Regions from separate parts of the Mus musculus genome. Here region 1 is linked to region 2. Evidence: chromatin loops called from intact Hi-C (ENCODE). Cell type or tissue: gastrocnemius. All regions are shown on one strand. Links, peaks and the distances in the headings refer to the core of each region. The heading gives the core; the rest is flanking DNA.

The links. Peaks named below come from ENCODE experiments on the same cell type or tissue, not always from the same donor. Only the 100,000 strongest peaks of a DNase experiment are listed, where the experiment ranks them.
Region 1: it touches region 2 in a loop (2.2-fold over the local background); 8 of 42 quality-filtered maps call a loop at or near these places.

The regions. Positions count from the first base shown.
Region 1 is chr16:38,372,878-38,382,963 of GRCm38, forward strand. It overlaps Popdc2 (popeye domain containing 2), which reads left to right. Exons shown (of 4, transcript NM_001081984.2): 3 at 942-1,500; 4 at 4,778-5,339. The coding sequence ends at 1,457. Among named protein-coding and RNA genes, the nearest start is that of Popdc2, 16 kb to the left of the region's middle. In gastrocnemius, for the core only: a CTCF peak has its summit at 3,703 (motif pointing right); DNase peaks (open chromatin) are centred at 3,536, 3,782, 4,232 and 4,906; H3K4me3 peaks cover 2,502 bases; H3K27ac peaks cover 5,766 bases.
Region 2 is chr16:38,479,956-38,489,834 of GRCm38, forward strand. Cd80 (CD80 antigen) reads left to right here. Exons shown (of 5, transcript NM_009855.2): 4 at 2,665-2,778; 5 at 6,349-6,978. The coding sequence ends at 6,446. It overlaps Gm41453 (a long non-coding RNA gene), which reads right to left and starts at 2,928. Exons shown (of 3, transcript XR_876066.2): 1 at 2,598-2,928; 2 at 1,492-1,559; 3 at 1-1,368. It also overlaps the pseudogene Ck-ps3. In gastrocnemius, for the core only: a CTCF peak has its summit at 3,058 (motif pointing left); DNase peaks (open chromatin) are centred at 3,070, 3,371 and 3,817; H3K4me3 peaks cover 1,544 bases.

The sequences.
Region 1 (10,086 bases), core at 662-8,661, 110 kb before region 2:
TTATTCTCTTTTCTATACTATCTGGGGAACCATTTCATTTTCATCTTAGCTTTGCTGCTCATCTTTGGTTTTGAGATAGCATCTTACTCTGCAGCTCAGGTTACCCTACAATCACTATGTAGCCCAAGCTGGCTTCCAGTTCTGGTCCACTCCTTAGTGCTTATAAGGAAGGCATGAGCCACCATCCCCAGCTCATCATTTGAACATGGATTATGGAGCCCTACTGTGTGCCAAGTACATGCTGCTGCCTTTTTGTCCTGCTGGTGTAATCTAGTTTGCATCCTGGGCACGGTGAATACACAGACGTTCCTCCATCCTCAGATAACTACAGAAGGGGACCTGTTCCATTGCTCCCGAGTTTCTTTTTCTGTGCCTTTATATTCCTCCTCGGGTCATGAAATCCTTTGGTTTGCAACCAAGAGCAGATTCTGGGACCTGAACCCCATTGTTTTGTCCATCTGATACAGTTTGGCATGCTTAATCTGTAGCCGTTTCTTTCAATAAACTTTTCTCCCCAGTTCTACACACACACACACACACACACACACACACACACTGGAAACTCAACCCCGGGCCTTACACACATGGTCAACCACTCTACCACTAAGTTATCTCCTTCCCAGACCTTGATTTTTCTCCTCTAAGGTGCGCATGCCCTGTGTCAGGAGCTGAAGTCAGTCCCTTGCTCAGCTGCCCAACACCTTCTGGAACCTCAATTTGCATATCCTACCTCCTCTTTTCAGCAGTTCCACTGTCGATAACAATAATGGCTTGCCAAAGATTCTGACCTCAGTCCTGACACCGGCCATGCACATCACAGTGCACACAAGAAGCCTGACCCTGGACTTCGTCCCAGCTAGGCCATAGAGAGCTACCGTGTCAAAATAGCAGCCTGTTTCTCTACGCTTTAAACCTTTCCCTCTCCGCTCCTAACCCCTCAGGTGACGCTGACTGCGGAGACCGAATGTAGCTACATTTCCTGGCCCCGGAAAAATCTTTACCTTCTTCTGAACAGAGAGCGATACATCTCCCGCCTCTTCTCAGCCCTGCTGGGCTATGACATCTCGGAGAAGCTCTATACCCTCAATGACAAGCTGTTTGCCAAGTTTGGGTTACGCTTCGACATCCGCCTTCCCAGCCTCTACCACGTTCTGAGTCCCTCTGCCTCAGACGGGGAACCAGAGTCTGAGAAAGATGATGAAGAAGCCCTTGAGGCAGCTGTGTCCCCTGCTCAGGCCAGGCCCATCTGCATCGTGCCAACACCCCCTTGTTCCGCGCCTCCAGCAACCACCAACTTTCCCGTGCCTCTGCCCCGGGCCAGGATGCCCAGGATGCCCAGGCCGGACAGCGGCAACCTGGGTGAGGACTCCACCAGTCTGGTGCTGGAGGATTTTGAGGAGGTTTCAGGATCAGAGTCGTTTATGGATTATAGGAGCGATGGGGAGTACATGAGGTGAGGGCGGAACTAACACGGGCACAGTCACCGGCTCAGGATCCTACGTAAGTATGCCGAGGTGAATATGCCTTGTTCCTCACACTGCTTTTGAACCCCTCAGAGGACTCACTGCTAGAACCCAACCCTACCTGTGCTCACAGCAAATGCATGCGTGGCATGAAAGATTTCTAAAACCTACTCATGATTAGTTGTGGTTACATTGTGGAGAATGGGCTGATTGACATTTAGAGCAGGCCAATGGGCTCTCGTCTTTTGAGGGTGGGCGTGACTAGATTTTGCTAATAGCTAAGACTGCTGCTGGGGCCAAGGAGATTTTTGCATGTGGCATGCATGTATTTCAAGGGAAGCGAATGCTGGTATGGTTCTACTGATTGTTCCTGGCACACAGAGAGTTCTGGGAAGCAGCTGTTTTTGAGTCTTCACTAGGAAGGACTGTTAAAATCAAAGCGACTGGTGATGGCAGGCAAATAGTCTGGGGCTATCTTGCTTTCCTCCTGCCCAGTGGCAGACAGTGCTGGTCACTCAGATGAGGCTCAGACAGTGCTTTGATTAGAACATTCCTAAGACAGATGTAGGACAGCCTGGGTTTTCCCAGCAGCCCACACGTGTGGGCAAGTAACCCAGGTGGCCTCCCCTTGGGAACAGGATGTCCCTCGTAGGGGTGTGTACCAGGAAGGCTGTGTTTTGGTAGTTCTGAGAAGTTGCTTTCACGGTCTCCTGATTGATCCTTCAGTACTTTGACATTTTCCTCTGGACTCTACCGGACCATAGTGAGGGCTCAGCTTTTTCTGAGGAAAGCCCCACCATCCACAACCTGGGAGGCATTTTTAAGTGACAGGGGTGCACAAACGAAACTGGCACTCTTAGAGAAGCATCCCCCCCCCCCAGATGTGACGAACTAGTCTGGCACAGAAGACCTCCAAGGCGCACAGTGTGAATGAGTGCATGCGAATTTCAGACAAGCCACATTGCTGATGAGAGAATCGAGAGATGAAGGCCATGAAGACCGACCCTGGCTTTAGAGATATGGATGTTATCATTTCCTGTGGAGTAATCCAAGGCTCTGAGGCTCAGGATAGCTTAGTGTACCTTCCTGTGCATTTGTCCTCTGTCTCTCCACACCCCGTTCCTTGCTGACCAGTGTGAGCTATGGGTGCTTCATGCTGTCCAGCCTGCTTCCCCACCTCTTCATTTCACACAGCACTGACTTCTGTTCTTCTTTTGGCTCTTTCCCATTCCTGACTCCTGCTTGTCCCTGTTGTCTTGGTTTGTGGCTCTAAGCATCCCTCTTGCTTACACTTCACCCTCTCCATCCCCACCTGCCCCCTGACTTCTCCCGTCCTGTGGCTTGGATGTCTGGCGATCTGGTTGCTCTCTTTCCCCTTTGCCCCAGTCTCTGGCTTGTCTCTCTCGTCTCTGCCCTAAGCAACCCTGTGTCTCTGTTTTTCTAATTCTGAATCCATTCAAATCAAGGCCTGAAAAAGGCCCAGTTTTAGGGATGCTTCCCAGATGTCAGGAGACAGGCACCATTGAAGGACACTAGAACTTTTGTGGCTGGCTGCACAGTAAAGCAAATCTGGACAGAATATTCGCTGTGACAGCATTAGAAATAACCTTAGCACCTCTGAGGCATCTTTGTCTGGGAGCCTAACTCACTGTGCAAAATGGCAGGATGTCTTGGGGTCCCTGCACAAGCTCCTCCCACCCCAGGAGCTTCATCACATCCTAGAATCCTAACTTCTAGCCTTGATGTCATTATCCCCTATAAGGATGATTCCAAATTATCATGGGATCTCTCCCCAGAACCACTGTTAGCCTCCAGATATCCTTGTGTGTGTCCATCCATGTTTTATTTAAATAGCGGAGAGGAAGGAAAGAACAGGCAGGTTTTACTTTCAAACCACAGAGTGTTCAGAATGAGGTGAACACATAGTTTTAAGTGGTCATATGTTAGGCAGCTTCTGTGTGACTGCCTTCCCTCCCTGGAACCTACCCTCTGCCATCCCACCCTGTGGAAAAAGCTGGCAGGGACTGGGGGGTGAGGGGGGCGGAGAGCAGCACTTCCAAGAACTCAATAACAAACGGAACCCGGTGGAAGTGGTTTCCAGCTTGGTGGCTGGCAGAATCCTATCCCAACTGAGGTGCATCCTGGGAGGAGGCTGAGAGACGGCATCTATTCCTGAGCTTCATTCAGACTCTTCCCTCAGAATGAAAGCTGATTGTTGCGGATTGCTGTTGGTATTTTCTGGTCCAGCAGATGGCTGCCAGTGCAAGCAAGCAAACAGCCACTGGGCAGACTTTCTGCTCTTAGGCGCAGGCGCGCAGGCGCGCAGGCTCGGGGGGGGGGGGGCCGGGGGCCTCAGCAGTGGCTGCTCTGCTGGCGGAGGCCCCCTGTGTGGGTGAGGTCCAGGGCAGCAGTCTTCTCTGCCCAGATCTTTCTTCCAGCTCTGCTCTGCCAGCTTCGTCTTCCCACCCGTCTCTTTGTAGAAATGAAAGTTGGCGTCTTGCAAAGCCTTTCGAATTTCAGTTCAGGGCTTGGGTGGTTTTTCTTCCATCATCCACGTCTTAGTTAGGGTTTCTATAGCTGTGATGAAACACCACGACGGCCAAAGGAACTGCTTTCCCTTCCTTCCCTGGAACCCACTCTCTGCCCTCCCACCCTGAAAAGGAAAGGGTTTTTTCAGCGTACACTTCCACATTGCTGTTCATCATCAGGGAAGTCAGGACAGGAACAAGGCAGGAACCTGGAGGCAGGGGCTGACGCAGAGGCCAAGGAGGGCGCTGCTTACTGGCTTGCTCCTTCCTCATGGCTTGCTCAGCCTCCTCTCTTATAGAACCCAGGACCACCAGCCCAGGGACAGCACCAGCTACAGTGGGCTGAGTCCTCCCGCATTGATCACTAAGACAATGCCCTGCAGGCTTGCCCATAGCTGGCTCATCTGGAGGCATTTTCTTTATTGAGGGTCCCTCCTCACAGATGACTTCAGCCTGTGTCAACTTGACAGAAACTAGGCAGCACAGTCCATGAGCAGTAAGCAGGATGGAGAGTGTTTTCTTTTGAGCACTCAAGAAGAGGCTCTGTCTCTCACCTACAGACCAAGAGAAAATGGGCCTAGATAATAACATCAGAAGTGAGCCCTCCATGACCCTTCCATGTCCTAGAATGAAAGAACTGAAAGGCACAACTGCTTGTGGCTAGGCATTGGGGTGCAGTCAAAACTGGGGTCTAAAGAGGACATAGAAACTGTACAAGGATCCCATGAAATCTGGCAAACCCTCTGGAGCCACGCGCTGACATCCTTCTTCTGTTTCTCTCCACAGCCTCTAGACGTCCTCTCCAGAACTCTTCTCAAGTTATGTCCAGATCCCAGGCCCCTCTGGCTCCAATTCACACTCCTGAGCTCTAAGGATCACAGAGCTGTCGTCTCTGTAGCCAGATGGCACTCCTCCATGTTCCCCGGATGGCCACTTATACTCTCACCCCTCCTCTTAGCCCTCCAGAAAGATGTGTGGCAAGCTGGGGGATGGACATGACGTGAAGAAACTCACCTTCAGGAGCCTTCCTTACAGCAGGAGGGTCCAGAGGCACCTGGCCTGACTCCATCCTTTATGGGTTGCAGGACATTGCCAGGTTTACACGGCCTCTGAGCCTGGACTGTGAGGCTAGGAACTCACGTCACAGGGTTGTTGTGAGGATCCAGTGAGCTGATTGGGTAGAGCACCTATGACAGGACATGGCGTCCTGCAAGCATGCAATAAAACGCTTCACGCCTCTCCCCGTGTTGTTGCTTTAAATTGTCTGAAAGAATCCAATGACTTTTACCCATGCTTATTTTACTCCCAAAATTAATTTTCAATTGAAATAAAAAATTTTAAATCCCAATTGTTCCCTTCAACTTTTAATTTTAAAACACAAGTAACTGTGTCCTGTTTATGAATCTAACATTACGTTTTAGTTCTTAAAAGCATTTTATAAAGTTAGCCAATGAGTTTTCCTTCCTCGAATATTTAAAAATGGCTTACAAGTTGAATATAGTCTGCTCTCTCGCTCTTTTTCTCTGGCTCTTTATTCTTGATTGAGTCAATATGTCCCTACTATAACAGAGGCTGGCCTCGAACTTGCATTCCTTCTGCCTCTCCTTCATGAATGCTAGGATTACAGGTATATGCCACATACCTTGTTGAATATATTTTACTTTGTTTTTCCTCAAAAACTTCAATGTACATTCTGGTTACCTAATGCTGTGTGACCCTACCCCTAATATAGTGGCTTCAAAGACTTGTAATTACTGGTTCTGCTCATGAGGTGGGGACTGGCTGGGGCGGCTAGATGTTGCTCACACAGCTCCATATGGTGCGGCTTTCGGCACTCACAGGCTTGAAGCAGGTTTCACCTCAGAGGCCTCTTCACTCAGCCTGTCTGGGGCCAGACTGAGAAAACTCCCACAGCTGAGGACTAACCAAAGTGGAGGCTTGCTCCGTTTCCAGGGGTTGGCTGTGCTGCCATGTGGCTCTCTAGCCTGTCTGTGAGTACACCATGCTGTCCCCATGCATTCTAACACGGATAAGCATCTGGTTGTTTTCAGGGTTCCCGTGGACATCCATGGACACAGGCTTAGGTATGCATATGTATGTGCATTTCTTCAGCATGTACCTAGGAGTGGTACCATCAAGGCACTGGACACTGAGTGCAAATGTGTAGAACTACAGTGGATTCAGCCAGTTTCCTTAAGTGGCTGTAGTAACTTGCATTCCTTTCAGCAATGTCTGAGAGTCCCTCTCCAGTGGTCGTGATTGGTTTTTCTAACCTTTGCCTTGTGGGTGTGCATAGCATTTTTTCCGTTGTGGTTACACTTTTCATTTTCCTGATGAATACTACGGTTGAATACCTTTTCTTTTCTGCTTTTTTCTTTTTCTATTGCTGCCCCTCCTCACAGCTGGGGTTAAGTGCTGGGGCACCTGGCTTGTTCCACCGATACTGGAACTTGAACTCCACTCTTCCCGGCTGCATAACAGCTGCTCTTAATCATTGAGCCATCTCTCCAGCCCCCGCCCTCTATCTCTGTCTGAGTGTTTCCTTTTATGAAGAGGCTAGTTGGGTTTCTTTAGTTATTTCTCTATTTGCTTGTTTCTTTCTTTCTTTCTTTCTTTCTTTCTTTCTTTCTTTCTTTCTTTCTTTCTTTCTTTCTTTTTTCTTACTGATTTGTAGAGGTGCTTTAAATAATCAGGTTAAAAATATTCTGTTAGCTTTTACACATTTCCCTGAAATGCATTCTTTTTCCTCTAAATGGTATCTTTTGGTGAACAGTCGTTTGACTTACCTTAGGGTTGGTGTCTCCCTTTGCCTAGGTTAGTACTCTCTGTGTCGTGTTTGAGGATCTTCTGCTCCCCTGGAGATGCCCCCCATTTCATCCTTCTGAGTGTTTTATTGTTTTACAGCTCGTGATGAAGGCAATGTCAGCCTGTATTTGGTTTTAGAGCATGGCATGAAGCCAGAGCCCACTTGGGTGTCCAGTTGCCTGGGCATTTGTTACTGAAATGGTTATTTTAACCATTAGGCTAGCATCCATCACCACCTTTGTCATAAGTCAAACACCCCTGTATCCATAGCTCTTTCTAGAACTGGGCTACTGCTCTGTTTCTTGCAGTAGCCCTGTGCTACATCCCAGCTCTCTCTCTCTCTCTCTCTCTCTCTCTCTCTCTCTCTCTCTCTGTTCTATGTTTCTATCCATTAGTAATGCCTCCTTACAGTAGCTGCTGTAGCATTGTAGTAAGCTTTGGTATCTGGCAATCTAACTGTTCCTTGGGCTATAATGGGTATTTCCTCTTACACATCTACATAAGCGGTACAAACGGCATGTACACTTCGAAGTATGTGCAGATGAAGTGTGAAAAGAGCTTATTTTTTTCCCAATTTTTTATTAGATATTTTCTTCATTTACATTTCAAATGCTATCCCAAAAGTCCCCTATACCCTCCCCCCACCCTGCTCCCCTACTCACCCACTCCCACTTCTTTGCCCTGGCATTCCCCTATACTGGGGCATATAAAGTTTGCAAAAACAAGGGGCCTCTCTTCCCAGTGATGGCCGACTAGGCCATCTTCTGCTACATATTTAGCTAGAGACACAAGCTCTGGGGATACTGGTTAGTTCATATTGTTCCACCTATAGGGTTGCAGACCCCTTCAGCTCCTTGGGTGCTTTCTCTAGCTCCTCCATTGGGGGCCCTGTGTTCCATCCAATAGATGACTGTGAGCATCCACTTCTGTATTTGCCAGGCACTGGCAAAGCCTAACAGGAGACAGCTATATCAGGGTCCTGTCAGCACAATCTTGCTGGCGTATGCAATAGTGTCTGCGTTTGGTGGCTGGTTATGGGATGGACCCCTGGGTGGGGCAGGCTCTGGATGGTCCATCCTTTCGTCTCAGCTGCAAACTTTTTCTCTATAACTCCTTCCCTGGGTATTCTGTTCCCTATTCTAAGAAGGAATGAAGTATCTACACGTTGGTCTTCCTTCTTCTTGATTGTCTTGTGTTTTGCAAATTGTATCTTGGGTATTCTAAGTTTCTGGGCTAATATCCATGTATCAGTGAGTGCATATCAACTGAGTTCTTTTGTGATTGGGTTACCTCACTCAGGATGATATCCTCCAGATCCATCCATTTGCTTAAGAATTTCATAAATTCATTGTTTTTAATAGCCGAGTAGTACTCCATTCTGTAAATGTACCACATTTTCTGTATCCATTCCTCTGTTGAGGGACATCTGTATTCTTTCCATCTTTTGGCTATTATAAATAAGGCTGCTATGAACATAGTGGAACATGTGTCCTTATTACCAGTTGGAACATCTTCTGGGTATATGCCCAGGAGAGGTATTGCTGGATCTTCCAGTTGTACTATGACCAATTTTCTGAGGAACCGCCAGACTGATTTCCAGAGTGGTTGTACAAGCTTGCAATCCCGCTAGCAATGGAGCAATGGTAGAGTGTTCCTCTTTCTCCACATCCATGCCAGCATCTGCTGTCACCTGAAATTTTGATCTTAGCCATTCTGACTGGTGTGAAGTGGAATCTCAGGGTTGTTTTGATTTGCATTTCCCTGATGATTAAGGATGTTGAACATTTTTTCAGGTGCTTCTCAGCCATTTGGTATTCCTTAGTTGAGAATTCTTTGTTTAGATCTGTACCCCATTTTTAATGGGGTTATTTGAATTTCTGGAGTCCATCTTCTTGAGCTCTTTGTATATATTGGATATTAATCCCCTATCAGATTTAGGATTGGTAAAAATCCTTTCCCACTCTGTTGGTGGCCTTTTTGTCTTATTGACAGTATATTTTGCCTTACAGAAGCTTTGCAATTTTATGAGGTCCCATTTGTTGATTCTTGATCTTATAGCACAAGCCATTGATGTTCTGTTCAGGAATTTTCCCCCTGTGCCCATATCTTTGAGGCTTTCCCCCACTTTCTTCTCTATAAATTTCAGTGTCTCTAGTTTTATGTGGAGTTCTTTGATCCACTTAGACTTGAGCTTTGTACAAGGAGATAAGAATGGATCAATTCGCATTCTTCTACGTGATAACCACCAGTTGTGCCAGCACCATTTGTTGAAAATGCTGTCTTTTTTTCCACTGGATGGTTTTAGCTCCCTTGTCAAAGATCAAGTGACCATAGGTGTGTGGGTTCATTTCTGGGTCTTCAATTCTATTCCATTGATCTACCTGTCTGTCGCTGTACCAGTACCATGCAGTTTTTATCACAATTGCTCTGCAGTACAGCTTGAGGTCAGGCATGGTGATTCCACCAGAGTTTCTTTTATTGTTGAGAATAGTTTTTTGCTATCCTAGGTTTTTTTGTTATTCTACATGAATTTGCAAATTGCCGAAAGGGCTTTTCTTTACAACATTGATTTTTATTCAATTTCTGAACATGTCTTAGCATTTCATTCATGCCCTATCCTTTATTTTCTCACAGTCACTTTTTGTTTGTTTGTTTTCCAAGTAGATACCCTTTCATATGTTTGTAGTTATTTGATGAATTCCATGTGATTATGAATACTATCATTAAATACTTCTTACGTACTAATTGTCCATTGCTGCTTACATAATACAAATAAGTTTTGTAACTTCAACTTCCACCCAATAATTATGATAAATACATGTACTAATTCTCATCACAGTCTATACATTCTTCAGGATTATCCAAGGATAAAATTACGTTATGAGTACTGACAGCTTTTGTTTCTTCATTCCTGAGCCATCCTTCCCAACCTTTCCTTTCTGGTACCTGTTGTGTTAGGTAGAACCTTTAGTACAGGGACAGAGTGGATGGCAGAGGGCATCTTCCTTTTACAGTTACCTAGAGGAAAATATTTTTGATATTTTGTCATTAGTCCGAGGAGTGCTTAAGTCTAAGGAGTTTCTTTTTACTTAAGAAAACAAGCAAACAACAAAACAGGCTTACAGAGTTTTCAACTACGGAACCCCTTATCTGCCTCCTGGGTGTTGCTGTCACCAGCGTACACTGAGATCTCTGGCTTTCATAGATTCTTATGATGCTATTTCTTTTTCTTTTTTTTCTCTTTCTTCTCTTTCTTTTTCAGATGAAATTTCTCTATATTCCTATTCCTT
Region 2 (9,879 bases), core at 1-8,000:
CCCTTTCTCTACAAGTGAAAAAATAAGACAGATTCCTTTTATATGTATCTTAAACCTATGGCAGGTTATCATGAAAGTGAACAGCCAATTTGGATGGCTGAGTATACAGAGATGCACCTAGGACTCTCCTCCCATCTTAGCCCCATCCTAAGGACAGCTATGTGCACAGTACAGAAGCAATGCTGTGTGACAGTCTTTGGGACACATGCATTAAATATGCACTGTTGGCCACTTTATGCCTACCTCTTTATAGTTGAGGCAGTTTAGGGTGGCTTATGGGTTCAGTCTAGTGTGTGATTTTCCCATTCAGATCTGAGATTGAGTCTTTCAACTATTTTCCTTTGTAGCTAATAAGAAAATTTCCTGAAAACATTGGTCCCCAACATAAACCAAATTGTGTTTGGCATGACTTCAACACTCAAAACTCAAAATCTCAATCATGTTTTATGTATTCTAATATTTTATTTTAAAGTGTCTTGGCTCATAGTGTGAAAATTGTTTATTCATTCAGGGCTTATTTTTACTTTATAGCTCTATCACTAATGAATTCTATATTATTTTTAAAGGTGAGGTTTATGTTAAGTTTGATATGTATTCATAGCTTGACTATAGTTTACTTTGGATGCTGTTTTGGAATGTGGGTATATGTGAAATTTAGAGCAAAAGTTGCTGGAACTGTTTTAGAAAAAGTTCAGATAGTATTTTAGACTTCTCAGGTCATACAGATTCTGTTGCCATGCACACAAACATGTGCACACATGGTGTCTCATTATGCAGCCCAGGATGGCTTTGAGCTCATAGTCTTCCACCTTCAGCCTCCTTACTTCTGGGATTAGAGTCATGAGCCACTGCATCCCATTTAGAACTTTATATTTTAAAGCAAGTGGTAGGTCAGGCTTGGTCCAGGTATGATTGCTTTGCCTACTTATGGAGTCTGTTTTTGTAAATGGAGAGCTTTTAAGGAAAATCTCACTAACCAGACAGCCATCATCATTTGGAGTCAGAGTTAAGGCAAGTGATCATTTGTGAGATGCATTTGGAGGCTAGTAGGAGGCAGGTAAGAAAGATCCAAACTCCGGCAGGTGATGGGGGTGGGGCTAGGAATCGGGAGTCTTCTGCTAGATGATAGGAAGTCCACAGAAGCCCGCTGGGAGGTGGGAACAAGGAGAATGTGTCACTCTCGCTGAGGTGACTAGGGGTACCACTCACCGCAGTGGTACATGAGGGCAGCAGGTGATGTGCTTTAAGGACACAGTGAGGCTCAGCAGGTAGGAGCGCGGCTACTCTTCCAGAGGAGCTGTCCTTGATTTCCATCCCCCACGTGGTGGCTAACTCCAGTCCCAGAGAAATCTGATGCCCTCTTCTGTCCTGTTGTGCCCAGACATATATGCAAATTCCATACACATAAAATAAAAATAAATAAATAAATAAATAAATAAATAAATGTTAAAAAAAAAAAAGAAAGAAAACAGTCAATTTAGTTTTTATCACCTGGCTTCCAACCATTTTGCCAGCAGCTGGATCTATAATACATCTGGGGTCCATAAATGAGATAAGACCTGTAATGTTCAAATTTAGAAATGAGGTGGCCTTTCAAGGTTTGAGTGTGGGTTAGATGATAAAGGCAGACCACGCCCACACAAACACTACAGAATCAATGGCATTTAGAAGCTGAGAAGAGGAAGACGTTCCTGCAAAGAAAGATGAGTGTAACAAGCTGAAACAGGAGTGCAAAGCAGAGAAACCGAGGACAAGGGAGTCCGTGGTGTCAAATGCTCAAATAAGCTGAAAGCCAAACCTCACCCAGGAGGCTTGGTAATGGGGAAAATCGAAAACGAGTTAGTGTTCAATAATTTCTGGTAAGTCATTCCAGAGAAGCCAGAGAGGTGGTGTTGCTAATATTCCTGTCAAAAGGTATCGCTGTCAGATGTTGCTATTCCCAGAAAGATTGAGAAATAAATGGCATAGCTGTTGCCCCCAGTGAGGAGAACTGGATGGCAGCAACACACACCAACCTCTTTCTCCTCCTGCTTCGGCAGTCTTTGTATCCCTCTTTTGCGCCTCATGAATCTAGAAGCTCATTAGAAGCTAGCCCACAAAAGTGACTTCCAGAATGATCCCTTAATACCAATTCTTAGTCATTCTTAGTTCTCCTAACCCTCCCCAAACTTAAACCTGGAAGGAAAATCAATCAATCAATCAATCAATCTTAAAGAGAATGTGGAGCACCTCCCAAACCTTAAGGCAGCCACTGTGTGGAACATGAGTGAAGGTGGAGGGCGTGAGGAGAACATGCAAGAGAACGGGAGGAGGCACAGCAGAGCTAGAGGAGAATAAGTAGGTATATCTAGATTATGACATCGATAAGGCCTGGCCATAGCAGCCACAGAAATGAGCCAAGAAGACAAGTTAGCTTTTACGCTTTCTCCATAGAATCTTCCCCATGCCAAGTTAGCTCGGTAGGTGCAAGAATTCAGTTTACTTTTTTTCGTGTGCAATATCTATATCGTTGGATATAGGACAGTGCAAGGGAATGCTAGCAATTGTGTGTCCATGAGATGATCTGGCAAAGTAAAAGATTCTCCACAGGTACATACTGAAGAGGTGTAGGATGGGAACCCAGCAGGAGGAAGCACATCACAACCGATTCTTTTCTTTCCACAGCCCCAGAAGACCCTCCTGATAGCAAGAACACACTTGTGCTCTTTGGGGCAGGATTCGGCGCAGTAATAACAGTCGTCGTCATCGTTGTCATCATCAAATGCTTCTGTAAGCACAGTAAGTACCATTTTTATTATCACGATCAGTTCCTAGAAGACCAGACACTGTAAGTAGGGCTCAGCACATCTTCAGTATATCAGTCTAATCTCTGCTCATATTTACAGTAAATCTATGGCAACTTCAGATTTAAAAAAAAAAAAAGTTCTCGGGCTGGAGAGATGGCTCAGTGGTTAAGAGCACTGACTGCTCTTCCGAAGGTCCTGAGTTCAAATTCCAGCAACCACATGGTGACTAACAACCACCTGGTAATGAGATCTGGCGCCATCTTCTGGTGCGTCTGAAGACAGCTACAGGGTACTTAGATACAATAATTAAATCTTTTTAAAAAAATGTTCTCATCATGTTCTGGCCACTCACTGTTAAAAATATATATATCCTGGACCCCTACTGTATGCCTAGCATTCTTCTAGACATGCAAATTCCAAAGATAAGAAGTTGTTGCTCGGTCGTTCTTCTGCGCTGCGCCAGGAGCTGCAAGCACAGGCATCCCGCCCGCTGCCTTCGCCATACCCTTCTCCAACAGCCATAATACGCAGAAGCTGCGCTTCCCGGCCGAGGATGAATTCCCTGATCTGAGCAGCCACAACAACCATATGGCCAAGGTGCTGACCCCCGAGCTGTATGCCGAGCTTCGTGACAGTTGCACGCCGAGCGGCTTTACTTTGGACGACGCCATTCAGACTGGCGTAGACAATCCGGGCCACCCGTACATCATGACAGTGGGTGCAGTGGCAGGCGACAAGGAGAGTTACGACGTATTCAAGGAACTCTTCGACCCCATTATTGAGGAGCGGCACGGCAGCTACCAGCCCAGTGATGAGCACAAGACCTACCTCAACCCAGACAACCTGCAGGGTGGCAATGACCTGGACCCCAACTACGTGCTGAGCTCGTTGGTGCGCACAGGCCGCAGCATCCGCGGCTTCTGTCTTACACCCCCCCCCCGCTCCCCCACCCCACCCCGTACTGCAGCCGCGGGGAGCGCCGCGCCATCGAGAAGCTGGCAGTAGAAGCTCTGTCCAGCCTAGATGGCGACCTGTCTGGCAGGTTCTATGCGATCAAGAGCATGACCGAGGCGGAGCAGCAGCAGCTCATTGACGACCACTTCCTCTTCGACAAGCCTGTGTCGCCTCTGTTGCTGGCCTCCAGCATGGCCCGCGACTGGCCGGATGCTTGCTGGCATATGGCACAATGACAATAAGACTTTCCTGGTGTGGATCAACGAGGAGGACCACCTGCGGGTCATCTCCATGAAGAAGGGGGGCAACATGAAGGAAGTGTTCACCCGATTCTGCACCGGCCTCACTCAAATCGAAACTCTCTTCAAGTCCAAGAACTATGAGTTCATGTGGAGCCCTCACCTGGGCTACATCCTCACACGCCCTTCCAACCTGGGCACCGGACTGCGGGCAGGTGTGCACATCAAGCTGCCCCACCTGGGGAAGCACGAGAAGTTCTCGGAGGTGCTCAATCGGCTGCGGCTTCAGAAGCGAGGCACAGGTGGCGTGGACTCCGCTGCTGTCTGTGGCGTGTTTGATGTCTCCAATGCTGACCGCCTGAGCTTCTCGGAGGTGGAGCTGGTGCAGATGGTGGTGGACGGAGTGAAACTGCTCATTGAGATGGAGCAGCGGCTCGAGCAGGGTCAGGCAATCGACGACCTCATGCCGGCCCAGAAGTGAAGCTGGTCCTCGCCACCATCAGACTGCTGCTTCCTAACTTATTACCCGGGCAGTGCCCGCCATGCACCCTTGATGTTTGCCGCCTGGCGACTGAGCCCTTAGCCTCGTTGTAGAGACTTCTGTCGCCCTGGGTAGAGTTTAATTTTTTGATGGCTAAGCTGTTGCTGACACTGAAATAAACCCTGCCCTAAAAAAAAAAAAAAAAAAAAAAAAAAGTTGTTGCTCTTAAGATCCAGTCTGAAAGCTAACTCGAGTGGCACACATCTCCAATCTCTGCACTCATGAGCCTGAAACAGGAGAACAGAAAGACTGCGTCACAAAGAAACTTTGAGACTGTGACAAGACCCTGTTTCAAAAAGGAAGGATGCATCTGAGATTAATCCCTGTTGGTTTTCCAAAACTTTCTATTTTCTTGGAGACACCAATGATTGCTGACTACTTTGAAAGTATCTCTACTGCTGACTGATTCTCTAATCTTTGCATTCAGAGGATAGGTAGCATGGCAAGGTCTGAAAGAAGAGTCTTTCTTTGGAAGAAGTCATTAAGGCTTGATAAGTTGCGCTGGAGAGATGGCTCAGTGGTTATGAACACTGACTGCTCCTCCAGAGGTCCTGAGTTCAACTCCAAGCAACCACATGGTGGCTCACAACCATCTGTAATGGGATCTGAAGCCCTCTTCTGGTGTGTCTGAGCACAGTGACAGTGTGCTGATACACATCAAATAAATAAATCCTTTATAAAGTTATTTTTTAAAAAAGACTTGATAAGTTAGATGCAATAAGTGTTTTTTACCAATCCTCATTTCCCCAAAAGGCACTTTTGTATCAAAGATGGAGTAGTTGGTTAGAAGAGATTTCTAGGACACTATGGGTTTTAAAACAGAGATTTCTATTTCAGACATCTGACCATAATCACCCTGAAGCTATCAACTAGACTAGGAGTCACATACACTGAGCAAATGAAAATTAGAAGACCAACATCCGCTTTAACCTTTTTTTATAACTTCATAACCTTCAGCATCCGAAAAAAAAATTTTTTTAAAAGGTTAAAGTTCAGATAAAAGTCACCAGATACTATTGTAAGAAGGAACCAAACTGAAGTCATTTTGAATAAAACTTCCATTTAGAATAGGGAGTCAAACAAAGTTCCCAAGACCTCCCTGGATGAGTGACATCTTGGTTGGTAAGTTAGAAGTGACTGCTGGGCAAGCCACCTTCCCACGACTGAGCAAACTGACTATTGAGAACAAAATACATGTACCACAAAGGAATGTTCCCAGGGAGGACCCCTATCCCTGAACCATGGTTGCTGGAAAATGCACTTGGCATGGATGGTGATGGCTTGTGATTTTTATGCTTAAAAGCTCTATAGCATTCTGTCTCGGGGCTGCAGTTCAGCTCCCCAGTCTGTTCTGCATTCCTGATCAATCAATCAGTCGTGGCTTGGTTGCAATGAGCTTTTCTTTTCTGCGCTGATTTGAGGTTTTGAGTTATGTTGGATCCAAGAGGACCCCATAACACTATGCTATGAGAGGCTCACCTTAAGGGTAGGATACAAAGCTTAGTGGGCTCATAGTGTTTCTGGTATGATTTACTAGTCTTGCTCTCCAGTTCAGTGTCTGTCATCCTCACCACTACTAGTGTTGACATTACTGGGCCGAATAATACTCTGTTCCAGTAGTATTCTAGTATATAAGGGGTGTTCCTCTGCTTCCTCGGCGTCTTTCAACAAACAACAGGAACAACAAAATGTCTTTCAGAAATTACCAAATGTCCCTGGAAAACAGGTGTGTGTGGGTGTGTGTGTATGTATGTGTGTGTGTGTGTGTGTTGATGATGATGATTTATGGACTCTTCATTTGTTTTTATAATTTATGTTTATCTTCAAGGAAGCTGTTTCAGAAGAAATGAGGCAAGCAGAGAAACAAACAACAGCCTTACCTTCGGGCCTGAAGAAGCATTAGCTGAACAGACCGTCTTCCTTTAGTTCTTCTCTGTCCATGTGGGATACATGGTATTATGTGGCTCATGAGGTACAATCTTTCTTTCAGCACCGTGCTAGCTGATCTTTCGGACAACTTGACACAAGATAGAGTTAACTGGGAAGAGAAAGCCTTGAATGAGGATTTCTTTCCATCAGGAAGCCTACGGGCAAGTTTGCTGGGCCTTTGATTGCTTGATGACTGAAGTGGAAAGGCTGAGCCCACTGTGGGTGGTGCTAGCCCTGGGCAGGGGCAGGTGACCCTGGGTGGTATAAGAAAAAGAGCTGTCACTAAAAGGAGAGGTGCCTAGTCTTACTGCAACTTGATATGTCATGTTTGGTTGGTGTCTGTGGGAGGCCTGCCCTTTTCTGAAGAGAAGTGGTGGGAGAGTGGATGGGGTGGGGGCAGAGGAAAAGTGGGGGAGAGGGCCTGGGAGGAGAGGAGGGAGGGGGACGGGGTGGGGGTGGGGAAAACTATGGTTGGGATGTAAAAACGATAATAATATAAATATTAAATAAAAAGAGAGTATTGAGCAAATGATGGGGAGCAAGTTAGTGAGTAACATTCTCTGTCCTGTTTTGTTTCTTACCGGAGCCGCTCCTCTGATTTACCTCAGGGATGGGGAGGGACTCTACCCTATAAAGTGAAGGAAACCTTTTCCTCCCCCAAATTGTCTTTCTCACAGTAACAGAAACCTAACTAGGATAGGAATTGGTAGCAGAAGTGGGGTGTCATACTGACAAACCTGACCACGTTGTGTGGGGAAAGTCTCTGTCTGTGTTTAAAACTCTGGAAAAGTGCCGGGTAGTGGTTGCGCATGCCTTTAATCTCAGCACTTAGGAGGGGAGGCAGAGGCAGGAGGATTTCTGAGTTCGAGGCCAGCCTGGTTTACTGAGTGAGTTCCAGGACAGCCAGGGCTACACAGAGAAACCCTGTCTCGAAAAAACAAAAACAAACAAACAAACAAACAAACAAACACTCTGGAAAATCTATTGATGCTTAATGTTCAGTCCTTAATGGAATGTTCTGTGGAGCTTGGAAAATAAGAACTGTGAGATAATCTCAAATGACAAAGGCCTGGCTTGTGAAGTTTCAAAGGAAGTGTGTGAGTCTCTCATACATTTTACATGTCGCATGCGTGTGTGTGTGTGTGTGTGTGTGTGTGTGTGTGTGTTATATTTGTGTTAAGAGTATGTGGTCTCTTGCCTGCTGGGGCTTAAGAGTCAGCTGTCATTAACAAAAGCCCATCATCACCACTTTGCTATACTGATGCTGGTTAGCTAGAGCTAAAAAATTAGCTGTGATTAAGAGACCCGTATAACTGAGGTGAAATCTACAGAGAAGCATTTCTCTGGGCTCAGCACACAAATGCTGTGGTCCATGAGATGGTGGGTCATAAAGAGTCTCCCATATGGGGGACTGGTTTTAGAAGCCTGTCACAGAGAGCAGCTGATGCTTGGCTCTGTGAGAGGCCAATTTCGAAGGTGAAGGCTCCGTGGCAGCGATGACCTCAGATAACGGAGATACCAGCACCTTGCCCCATGAAATGACCAAGGACAGTGGCAGGAGTAGAGTGGAGCTGGCTTGAGCCTGTCCAATATGCTTCATGTGCTGCCGAGAGCAGAGACAGAGAAACAGACGCTTCTCGAGCCCTTTGGAGCTCAGAAGATCATGAGAGTCCAGGACATCGAGCACCGAGTGTTTTAACTGGTGACCTGTGGTTCTGCTTTGATCTGATGGTAATTGTGTCCTGGTTCTCCTCCTCTTTTGGAATAAGAAGAATGTATCTTAGTTTCATTTTTGTTTTCAGTTAAATTTGATTGGTTTTAGATTATAATAGCATCATTATTTTTCTTCTTTTTCATTCCTAAAAAATCCTCCCACATACCCCTTCTTGTTCTTTCAAATAAATCCCAGTGGTGCGTGCACTACCAGCCTCAGTGGTTTAGGTTCCTGAATGAAAGACACACACACAGTCTTTATATTTTAATCTGCCTTAAGCAGCGCAATAGCTGGGCCACTGCCTAACCTCTATGTGGTTAATCCTGAGTTACTACTTACTAAGTTCTATGTTCTATCTTGGCTGCTCTAGACCCGGTTGGGCAGCACTCTGGGCTGTGCTCTCCTGGCTCCTTCACATGGTGGCCATGCCTCTCTGTCCTGCCCTCTTCTCAGCCATAGCATCTCTCCTCTCCTCCATACTCTCCCAGGATGGCTGATCTCTTCCTTCTTCCTCTCTTCCCAGTCTCAACCCTGGGCATCCTAAAAATCCCACCTCTGTCTGATCTCCCCAACTGTTGACTGTTGGCATCTTTATTTACTAATCAGAACCAGTTTGGGGGGCAGGTTCACAGAAGCTACGTGCAGATATGCTGTGTAAGCAGGTTTTGGGGGAACATAATTAGCATTCATAATACACACAGCTACAGTCCTTGTCTAGGCTGCCAGTGAGGGCCGTGTCTGGCTCTGTGGCTATGCAGCAGCAGAGGTCATTGTTGATGTCCATGTCCGTGGTTCATATTGCCACTAGAGAACACGGGGACATAGAGTCCCTGTCCTGTTATTGATTGTAGGGTCAGTGTATCTCTGTCTGGTTGTTGTCAACTATATTGAATACCATCTGTAGTGTGTGAATAGTCTCCAGGGATAGCTATTCCTTCATAGTTGGGGGGAGGGGGTGCTGAGCGTTTAAGCATAACCAACAGTCCTGTGTTAAGCCCAGGCAGGAGGATTTAAGAGCCTAGAAAGAGGCTTCTAATAATTGCAGGGGTCCTGACGAAGGTGATGAAGTGGGTAATGCAGGATGTGGAAGTGTTTTAGGAAGTGGTTGGTTAGATGAAGTGAGACCTCGCTGGAGTGAAAGGGTGGTGGGTCCTGATGAGGGAGTGATGGTGGGCAGAGGCAGAGGTTAGGGGTGTGGCTGGTTCATCCTCACTAGTTGGGGCCTTGTTGGGGCCTAAGAGGACCATGGGTCTCACAAGGCTATGTTGGAGCAGTTGGACAGTAAATAGGACTCCTGGATCATAGCCAGAGATGTAAAGTCCCCGTGTTGTCACGGACCACCCCAGTTGGGTATGGGAGTCCCTGGAATGAGGGTCCTGGAGGCTAGGTGCGTAAGGATTCAGTGATGACAAACAGAAACAAACACAGAGGCAGTTTCAATCTAAATGTATTTTGCAGCTCTCAAGCAGGGGATTTTATACATTAAAAAGCCAAACATTACATCTCTTGGAAGCTATATCTAGTGAAACAATCACAAATACCAACAAAAATCATTTGGCACAGTAAAGCACAAAAATATCTCTTAGAAACTGTATCCAGTGAAACAATCAGAAACAAAACAGGTAACATCATTGTTAATGTAAATCATCAAAATATAACAATTCTAAAAGAATATATTCAGTGGGGGCAATCATCCAAGGCTAGTGGCATACTTCC